2 separate regions of the Homo sapiens genome follow, and region 1 is linked to region 2. The links are chromatin contacts, found by Hi-C in ENCODE. All regions are on one chromosome and are shown on one strand. The core of a region is the stretch at or near the end of the contact, and the rest is flanking DNA. Distances in the headings are between cores, read along the strand shown. Region 1 has its middle 37 kb from the start of GSAP. Region 2 overlaps GSAP (gamma-secretase activating protein).

What was found. A loop is a pair of places that touch in the nucleus more often than their neighbours do. Pooled maps may share reads with other maps.
Region 1: a pooled map shows a loop between it and region 2 (2.3-fold over the local background). The contact joins two enhancer-like sites. A Hi-C loop is called at or near these places in 1 of 168 maps with a recorded cell type or tissue (Caco-2), 3 of 37 single-sample maps with no recorded cell type and 6 of 50 pooled maps.

What each region holds. Positions count from the first base shown.
Region 1 is chr7:77,450,420-77,456,263 of GRCh38, forward strand. No RefSeq gene overlaps it. Among named protein-coding and RNA genes, the nearest start is that of GSAP, 37 kb to the left of the region's middle. Within about 2 kb of position 3,217, at least 3 of the 41 ENCODE cell types and tissues checked have a DNase peak (open chromatin) inside an H3K27ac peak, as active enhancers do.
Region 2 is chr7:77,327,676-77,332,818 of GRCh38, forward strand. GSAP (gamma-secretase activating protein) reads right to left here. Exons shown (of 31, transcript NM_017439.4): 20 at 2,564-2,692; 21 at 1,658-1,716; 22 at 931-962. Among named protein-coding and RNA genes, the nearest start is that of CCDC146-AS1, 82 kb to the left of the region's middle. Within about 2 kb of position 3,544, at least 10 of the 41 ENCODE cell types and tissues checked have a DNase peak (open chromatin) inside an H3K27ac peak, as active enhancers do.

The DNA.
Region 1 (5,844 bases), core at 1,967-4,466, 120 kb after region 2:
CCAATAGCCAGAGAGTCCTCTTTCCAAAAGAACAAACATACAAACAAATGCAGCTTAAAAAGTAAAATAAATACTCATAGCATCATCAATAAAAAATTATAAAAACAGGGCAAATTTTATTTCAAACATTTTACAGTGCTTTTAAATATTGTTTCAGAAGAAGGAAATAAGCGTATGTATTCTGCTAAGATCTAATGCTTCAGGAACCCACAAAACAGTTATTTTATCACCCTAGCTAGCTACTGATCATAGACATGGGATCAGATGCCATGATAGAGACCAAAACAATGAAGCTTTGTGAACAGCTACAGGACTGCAGCAAACCCAGAGACACTGACATTGCCTGGAAACCAGTGGTCAAGACAGAGCCAATAGTTAGAAGTCAAAAGAGCTTTCATGAGTTATGGAGCACACACATCCAGGAGTTCAAAGCAAGCCTTGAATCACATGAATAACGAAGGCCAAAAGAAAGCATAGAATCAAGACAAGAAGGGCTGGGCGCGGTGGCTCAAGCCTGTAATCCCAGCACTTTGGGAGGCCGAGACGGGTGAATCACAAGGTCAGGAGTTTGAGGCCAGCCTGGCCAAAATGGTGAAACCCCGTCTCTACTAAAAATACAAAAAATTAGCTGGATGTGGTGGCGGGCACCTGTAATCCCAGCTGCTCAGGATGCTGAGGCAAGAGAATTGCTTGAACAGGCCTAGGTTGCAGTGAGCCGAGATCGCGCCACTGCACTCCAGCCCAGGCGACAGTGAGAGACTCTGTTTCAAAAAAAAAAAAAAAAGACAAGAATTCAGAACCATGCATATGAAGCCCCACGCTGACCGTCCTGTGCGTTAGTCATTTGAGTGAATATAGCTGCAGCAAGAATAGTGTGTGTTAGCTGCAGATAAATTAGTCCCAGCCATTCCTTCCATCATAGTTCCATCATAGTGGTTTTCCCAGACATTGGGAATTACATATGTCATTTATTTTTCCCACTATCCACAGTTAAGGACTCAGGAGGAAAGCCAGATTGGTTATAAACTAAATAAAGAACTTATATTTTATCTTCATGTCTAAGTTGCATTGTGAGTCAAATTCCCACCCTGCTAATAGCTAATGAGCTATTGGCTGGACTTCAAGTAGAATCAAAGAACAAAGTAAGTCTGAAATTTGGCATGGGAATCTCCAGCTAGCCAGAAAAGTACCAGGAAACAAAATTACATATAAAAAAAATACCCATTCTTTTAATTTGTTTACAGCTTTATTGCAATATAATTCACAGACTGTACAATGCACCCACTTCAAGTGTACAATCTGATGGCTTTTAGTATATTCACAGATTTACACATCTACCACCACAATCAATTTTAGAACATTTTCATTACCTGAAAAAGAAGCTCCACTCCTCCCACCATCATTGCAGGCAACTGCTAATCTATTTTCTGTCTTTATAGAGTTACCTATCTGGGCATTTCATATAAACAGAATCACACAACATATGGTCCTTTGTGACTCGCTTCTTTTACTTAACTTGTTTTCAAGGTTCATCCATATTGCAGCATGTATCAGTATTTCATTTCTTTTAATTCGTGAATAGTATTCTATTTTATAGACATACAACATCCATCCATCAGTTGATGGAAATTTAGATTGCTTCTACTCTTTGATTATTATGAATATCACTACTATGAGCATTCATGTATAAACTCTTCTATGGACGTATTTTTTGTTTGTTTGGTTTTGGTTTTGTTTTGAGATGGAGTCTCGCTCTTTCGCCAGGCTAGAGTGCAGTAGTGCGATCTCGGCTCACTGCAACCTCTGTCTCCTGGGTTCAAGTGATTCTCCTGACTCAGCTTCCCAAGTAGCTGGGACTACAGGTGTATGCCACCAGCCTAGCTAATTTTTTTTGTATTTTTAGTAGAGACAGGGTTTCACCATGTTAGCCAGGATGGTCTCGATCTCTTGACCTCATGATCTGCCCGCCATAGCCTCCCAAAGTGCTGGGATTACAGGCATAAGCCACCATGCCCGGCCTGGACATATGTTTTAATTTCTCTTGAGTACACCTAAGAGTAGAATTGCTTGATCATATGGCAACTCTATGCTTAACTATTTGAAGAACTGCCAGACTGTTTTCCAAAGTGGCTGCACCATTTTTCAACCCACCAGCAGTGTATGAGGGTTCCAGTTTCTCCACATTCTCATCAACACTTGTTATAATCTGTCTTTTAAATTATAATACCCCATTCACATTTTACAAAATCTTACGCAGTTCTTCTGGCTCTTTGGACCTGTTCATTGAACTAGTTTCCTAGTTAGAGAAGCCCACTTAGAAAAGGCAAAATACTGAGCACATTCTTGCCTAATGGGCAAGCAGGAAAGAAAAGGCCAGAGCTGGCAAAATGTCTAGGGGAAAAGAGGGGATGAAGAATACATAAAGCAACGCCCAGTCTCCCCGAATATAAACACAAAAGAGGCCTGGCATTGCAGCTGCTTCTACCTGAACTCATTCCAGGAATGACTAGGGCAGGATATGCAGGTAGAAAAGATGAGCAAGAGTTGGAACTTCACTCAAATTAACTGGAGAGGGAATATGGAGCCAAAGTTAAGCTCAAACTATTCTCTCCCCAACTCCTATTTGGTATTTTTTCACCAAAGAGCACATACTGAAACGCTTTGGGGGTCTCTTCTAGCTTTAAAGTTCTATAATTTCATGATTTTCTTCCTGTAAGTATACCTTAAGTTAATTGTGCAGTGTATCCCTTATATAAACAGAAGACTGTCTCAGTAAGATTCCTTTTAAATGTTTTGAATGAATTTTTTAAAATATTTTTACTTTTAATGTTTCCTGAAGCTACACTGTCTATAGCACTGGTATTCCCCAGAAGTCACTAAAAGCTCCTGAAAGTCCAACTGACAGAAAAGATGGATTTGATTAAAAGGAAAAAACACAGAATATAGTCCTTGGAAAGTATGCTGATTTGTTATTTAGCCAGTTAGAGAATTGTGCTGTTTTGCTCTTGGGAATTGTACCATGGAATAAAATAATTCTGTTGAACTGCAATATAATTACAACATCTGAAAATACAGGAAAAGATGAATTAGAAAGATGCAGGATTCAAAATAAGGAGGACCAATTCCAAACAAAATACCAAGCAACCAAATTAGAAGATATTAGAAGGTGTTACACATGCTCTTCCTATTTAACATGGAAGGAAACTGCAAGTAGTATTGCACTAATAAGGCACTTCCTCGTCCCTAAAGTTACTAGTTCTTCAATTCAACAGATATTTTTGTGCACCCACTATAAGCCGGGAACTTTGCTTGTCTCTGAGGCTGCCAAAATAAATAAGACAGCCTCTGCCAGAGAAGAGCAACAGAGGGCTCACCCTCTGCTAGGCAAATGAAAACTTGTTATTCAGCTGCAATACCCTGAGATCATTCCACAGCTGTGAGAGGAAAGAATGAGAGTTGAAATTGTGAAAAGAAATGATCTACAGTTGCCTAAGCTGGGGGTGAGAGGAGAACCTGGAGAGGGGTGGCAAGGGAATTGGAGGGAGAGGACCTGATTCATGAACTCCACCTTGTAAAGAACTAGCAGGATTTCACCAAGCAGAGACGGGCAACAGGCATTTGTGGAAAGTACTGTAGTGTCACAGCAAAGGTTTTGGAGATTTATAAGTTTTCACCATATCAAACTATCAATAGTCAACAATTTTTTGGCCTAGAAAAATATATATTCATATGGTCCAATCGAAAACAAAATAATCCCCTTGAGTGTCCCAAATGAATGTTTAGAAACTGTAGGAGAATTAGTTAGAAAAGTAGTTTGAGTCAGAGTTGGAAGAGCTTTGAACTGAAGTAGTTTCAGCTTTATTCTATAGGTGATGGAAAAGGCAATTCATAAAATAACTTTGAACAAATAACCAATAAACGTATGTTTAAATGTTTAAATAATTTCAAGTTTAAAGAAAACTATGTATCATTTTCAGTGCCACAAAGGAAAACAATTTAATGTTAACATTCAATGTCAATAAGGACTCAGGAAAACAGGATGTTTCCCTCCGTGGCTGGGTGTGTAAATTGGAATAAACTTTCAGGAAGGCGATTTGAATACACCGTGACCTAGCATTCCACTTTGAAGACTTTATCCCAAGGAAAAACTCATGGATATTAAAAACAAACAAAACAACTTGGAGGCCGAGGTGGGTGGATCGCTTGAGGCCAGGAGTTCAAGACCAGCCTGCCCAAAATGGCAAAACCCTATCACTACTAAAAGTACAAAAGTTAGCCGGGTGTGGTGGCATGCACCTGTAGTCTCAGCTACTCGGGAGGCTGTGGCAGAAGACTTGCTTGAATCCGGGAAGCAGAGGTTGCAGTGAGCTGAAATCACACCATTGCACTCCAGCCTGAGCGACAGAGCAAGACTCCATCTCAAAAAAAAAAAAAGTTTAGCCACCAGGATTTCCTTGATGTTCTACAGTAGAGAGTTGTGTAAATAAAACATGAATCATCCTTATAATTGAACATTACACAGCTACTTTAAATGCTTAAATAAATATTTAATGACATGGAAATGCTCAAGAAATTTTGTTACATGAAAAAATTAGGTTGCAAAACAGTACGCGTATCAGTCAAGGCTCTTAAGAACTAGATCAGACTGACTAGGTTTGAGTTTCAGAGCTACCAGTTATAGTCATTGGACCTTGGACAAGTAACCTAACCTCCCTGTAACTGTTTTGTCTATAAAATGGGGATAACACCAGTCCGTAACTCATTAGAGTTTTGTAAAAGATTAAATGAGTTAATACACATAAAGTCCTTAGAAATTTGCCCGGCACATAGTAAGCACTACCTAAGAGTCAGTTATTGTTAATATCATTAGTATTTGTTACCTGTGTATGAAGTCAACTTTGAAGCTAATTTAAGAAACAAAGGTGGGAAGAGAACTATCCAGGCAAGAACCATACCCAAAGCCTTCTGCAGAGCTGGTCCATGAAGTCACCACTCCAGCTGCCAAGCACTGACCCCATGGCTTGCACTGCCAAGTCTTTGGGAGCTGGACCCTGCATATTGCCTCAGAACAGCTGTGTCTGCTGCCACTGGGAACCAGATGCAGCTGCTATTGCTGCTGTGGCCCTGGCCAGAGCGGATTCTGCATCATCCCTGATGCTCTGAGTCACCAGCCCCGAACCAAAGTCAACAGAGGATTCATCTGCTTGGCTGCACCAAGTCCCCAAAAGCAGCTAAAGAGGTTGAGAAAAAAACAGCATTGGGTGTTTTTATTCTATAGAAAAGGCAAATTTTGGCCGGACATAGTGGTTCATGCCTGAAATCCTAGCACATTGGGAGGCTGAGGCAGGCTTGAGCTCAGGAGTTCAAGACAGCCTGGGCAACATGGCGAAACTCTAAAATATACAAAAATTATATATTTTACAAAATACAAAAATTGGCTGGGCGCGGTGGCTCATGCCTGTAATCCCAGCACTTTGGGAGGCCAAAGTGGGCAGATCATGAGGTCAAGAGATTGAGACCATCCTGGCCAACATGGTGAAACCTCGTCTCTACTAAAAATACAAAAATTAGCAGGGTGTGGTGGGGCGTGCCTGTAATCCCAGCTACCCAGGAGGCTGAGGCAGGAGAATCGCTCGAACCCAGGAGACGGAGGTTGCAGTGAGCCAAGATCACGGGCCACTTCACTCCAGTGCAGATGACAGTGCGAGACTTGGTCTCAATAAATAAATAAATAAATAAATAAATAAATAAATATTAGCTGGGCGTGCTGATATACACATGTAGTCTCAAGCTACTCAGGAGGCTGAGGTGGGGAATTGCTTGAGCCTGGGAGGTTGAGGCTGC
Region 2 (5,143 bases), core at 2,294-4,793:
GTTCTTCTGGCAACTACAAATAAGCCTGTGCCTGAATATGCTCAGCATTCCCCTCCCCTGGTTTCACTTGGCCAAGTCCCCTTTGTTTATCAAGACTTAACTCACCTGTCAGCCCTCTGGGGAGCCTCTTCCAACCTCCCTCCCTCCTCCAGCCATCCCCGCTCCTAACCTATCCTCTCACTCCCCGCACCTATGGATTATATAATACCTGTCATTTGGTTTAGAAGCCACATGTTAACATTTCTTCTTTACACACTAAGGAATAAAGCAGCCACCTCAGGTACCCTCATGTGCTAAGCACTATGTTAGGTGCTATCTGCATTACCCCATTTAGTCTCATTTTCTCCTCACTCCCCTAAGGACAGTGCACAAATGGGTAAGTGACTTGCCCAGGAGCACATGGTTCACACAAGAGGCCATGCTGGAATATAAGTCCAGCTCTGTCTAGCTCTCAAGCCTGTGCTCTTTCCCCCAGAACCACACTGCTTACCTGGAAGCTCCTCATCTTTATGCCTCTAGGACCTGTGTGCCCAATTTTTAACCCAAATGAGAGGCACAAACAAGGCAAGACCCGGTAGGATCAGACAGCTAGAAAGCAAGCAGCACCAAGCCAAGGGAAATGCCAAAATGCATCCTGTGGGCACAGCCAGAGGGCAGCTCTGTATGACAGGAAATAAGGAGAACCGCAAGGCCATCACCCAGGGACTCCCATCGCAAAAGCACATTCAGCAGCTGTCCCCGGAGGTCCTGGTGCCTAGACAGACATGGGAAGAGCCGTGCGGCCACTCTAACAGCAAGATATTAAAAGGTGCTGCCTGCACCACACTACTGGAAGTGATTCTCTTGCCAACCCACAGTGGTAGGAAGAACAGTGCTACAAACAAAACACTGACTGGAACCCAGAAGGCTTTATTACAGATCTTTTCTTACCCAAATTTCTTGCTTCTAGGTTAGAAATCACCCTACGAAGAAATTAGCCATGTTATTCACAGACAGCATTGCTTTTAAAAAATTTAAAGCCACATCATACAAAGATATCCTCCTTTAAAAATTCATAAAAACCACTGTAGAAACTATTCTCAAGCTGCTGAAAACCTCAAAAACTTTGATCAATGTAGTGAAAGCCACATTAGGCAATTAAAAAATCTCAAAACCCTTTAGTGCCAACAACGGCAATAATTTAGAACAACTGTAGCTCTCAGTTATTGAAAATAATGGGGACAGAAAATAGAACAGAGGTTGGAATGGGGCCTATACTTTTAGTACTCTGAGATGACTCATATATCCAGAAAATAGGCTTTCAAAATAAAAGCAAGCTCACTAGCCCACTGACACTTTAAAAAAAAAAAAAATCAACCTACTATTTGCCTTTCTCTCCTAAAATGCTAATAGGAAATTTCTTTACCAATTATCCATTGTAAACATCTATCCGCAGGTTACAAGTCTATAAGGTTCAACATATAAGCTTTTCCCACCAGAAATTCCAGCACCAAATTCCAGAATAGGGTCCAAGTGGCTGCATTCATGAAGCTGACAATATTATTTTGCTGGGGATATGCAACAAAAGTAAACTACTTCTATAAAAGGTAGCCAACAAAACAAAGTAATTGTAAATGTCAACCATCTTACAGATATGATAACCTCTGCTTTCACTTACTTTACTGCATTATCAAGAATATTCCTCACGTATGCCGCAGACCTTCTTTTTCCTGTTTTCTAGGAGTGAGAACACGTCAGAAATGTGGAAGGTAAAGGTTTTATCGGTGACTTTTCACGTCAAGGATATAATGCAATACAGTTAAGAGCATCAGAGAGAAGAAATATACTTTCCAGGTAATCAGAACACCTAGATTTTTTTTAAAGTTTTAAGAAATATTTTATTCTGAAACAATTACAGATTCACAGGAAACTGCGAGTCAACTATATACTACACACAACAACACTAATCTACATGCAGCGATACTAGAGAGAGATGCAATGTACCCTCCACCCAGTCTCCTCAGTGCTTATATCTTACCTAACTAGAGCACAATATCAAAATCAAAAATTGACATTGGCACAATGTGTGTGTGTCATTCTATGTCATTTTATCATGTTTAGATTCATGTCCCACAATGTACCACCACAATCAACACATAGAAGTCTTCGATCACCCCCAAAGATTTCCCTGGGTCACCCCTGGACAGTGAGTCACGTCCACTATTCTCCCTCCAACTACCCCAACCCCTAATGACCACTAAGTTGGGAACACCTAGATTTTTTAATATCAATTTTTAACTACATAAGTAACCTGAGAACACATCTGAGACATGGATATTAATCATACTTCTACTATGAATGTGCTGTGTGTCCCCTTAAACTTTCTGCTTTTCAGTTTCCTCCCTAGGAGAACAGAGATCATAGAAGCATCTCTGCCCATTGAGATCAGTAATGACAATGATCAAGTCCCTGGCAATTGGGAAGAGTGCTGCACATGGAAGCCAGCCTTATGATTTAAAGGCATCACCTGGATCCAGTCCACTATGCCTCGCTGCTGGCTTTGTTCTCACTGACCCACTCATACCTCTTCAGAGATCAGGTTGTGCCACTCTCTCCTGACCACACTGTTGTTATAGTGGAAGTGTGGCTTGGCGTACTTAACATATTCTAGGTTGGAGTTCAGTTTTTCCCAGTAGCCCTTAAAGCTGAGCACCTGTAGGAGACAAAAACATCAGTGGCCTTCAGAGGCAGGCCCAGTGGCCCAAACCACCCAGTGAGTATTACACAAGCCTTATTTCCCGAGCTCTCAGGGTCCACATTTCTGAGTGAATACTTTGTACAGAAGATGGCATTCTAGACCCAATAGGGATTCTAAAATAGACTTAAAGAATCTTCTTTACCCACTTCATTTTCTGTCTCTTTTTTTTTTTTTTTTTTTTGTCGTTGTTTTTTTAAACCACATAGAGAACTGCTGCTCACTTCCCAAAACCAACAGGACTTCCCCAGATTGAGGCTTAGCAGGGAAACCTGTATTAAACACACTGAGTCATTTCCTCCCTTGAGACCCGTTTTTATGACTTAGGTGGTGTCAACAGTGCCATGTTCACTAAGAGAAAGTTCATTAACATTTGGATAAATGGAGTAGGCGTACTTTCCTGCTAAATTTATTTACTGCCCAGGACATTTTTCAAAACCTAGGAATCAAAAAAAGATAAAATGAACTAATTTTACATTGTCACATACACCAAAACAGAATTAGTCAGCATTCTATCTAGATCTTTGAATTATTGATATAATTGTACTACCCTGAAGCAAGAATGTATCCATTATATTCATTTTTAAATAATAAAATGCAATGTTAATACGTTCTTAGTGTTGACCAGGTGCAGTGGCTCATGCCTGTAATCCCAGCACTTTGGGAGGCTGAGGTGGGCGGATCACGAAGTCAGGAGATCGAGACCACGGTGAAACCCCGTCTCTACCAAAAATACAAAAAATTAGCCAGGTGCAGTGGCGGGCGCTTGTAGTCCCAGCTACTCAGGAGGCTGAGGCAGGAGAGTGGCATGAACCCAGGAAGTGGAGCTAGCAGTGAGCTGAGATCATGCCACTGCACTCCAGCCTGGGTGACAGAGCGAGACTCCGTCTCAAAAAAAATAAAAATAAAAAAATACATTCTTAGTGTTGAAGGATATTCTGACACAACTTGGTTTTAAACCAATAAAGGTAGACTTAGGATACTTTTTGCCAAAATATGTGCATTTACAAATGATTTGACTGGGGCCAGAGATGTAATGTGTGGTCATAAAACTAAGTGAACTATTGCCTGCCAAGGTGACAAGACTTGGCTGAACTGCAAGAAAAATAAGAAAACTTAAAAACAAACAAACAAAAACACCTCAATCAAGAAAAATGCCCTCATGTTAAATTATAGCACATTATTACCATTTTTATTCAAAAGACAGTCATAATTGGTTTGAAATGTGTTTTGGAGTATCAGTAAAGTAAGTAACATAATATTAAAACTTGCTCTTTCAGAAGCCTGAAATGCCCATCCAGCCAACATCCCTTCTCCCAGAGACAGAAAAACTCTTCCCAAGAAAGTCTCATGTCCCGGGGAAAACAGGAATCAAATCCCACTCCTCACTTGACTCACCTCACTCATCTTTTCTTTCCCTTTCCATTTATTTATAATGAACGTACACTTATCCACCCTTTGGGTCTTCTTTGTATTTAAGAAGAAAAAAAAAAAAAAAAAAAGACAAGACAAATCCTGCAGACGTTTGATGGAATTAGGTCCCTGACTGGAAGTCTCTAAAGCTTTCTTGCTGTCCTAATCTGGGCTCAGGCACAGGAGTGCCAAAAGCCAGAAAACTAATTGGTGTTGTGGTGACATCTAGTGTTCAGTTGAGCTATTAATTCCTCCTGCTTGGCCATAAGAGTCCCACCCACGCAGTTCACCCAGACCTTGCCCAGGACAGGATATGGGAGGGGAGAAACTCAGATGCCCTCTAACTGTCATCTGGCCCCATCCCCTCAAGTCAAATGCTATCCTGTTGTTAGAAGTCCCCACTCACTGCAGCTCCTAAGAAAAGATCTCTCCCAAATTACCTTCCTTCTTACTCCATTTAAAAAATCCCTTTCCTCATAACCTTTTGGGGAGGTAGGCACATTTTTCATAGTTTTGTTTTATTTTAAATTAACAAATAATTGTATATATTTATGGGTTGCAATGTGGTGTTTCAATACATGCATACATTGTGGATTTATCAAATCAGGCTAATTAGCATAGCCATCTGTCTGCTAAGAAGAAACAGATCAAACAGAGCTCGCCACATGTCAGTGGACAGGCTTTCCAGGGGCTCCAGCACCCACTGCCTGAATGTAAAATAGAGCATGTGTTTGTATGAGCGCTCTTCTGGGTAGATGGTCTATAGCTTGTACCAGATTTTCAAAGAAATCCATGGCCTAAAATAGACTAGAGTTAGAAGGAAAAAGATCTGAATTTAAAATAAAACAAAAATTAAAATTTACACTTAAGTAAGAAATACTGTTAGCCAAACATCCCAAAAATATTTTCACACGAACTTACATGTTTTTTAGGAGGGGGGTCACTGGCCTAATATAGATATTAGATATATCTATAATATCTTACAGATATTAAGAT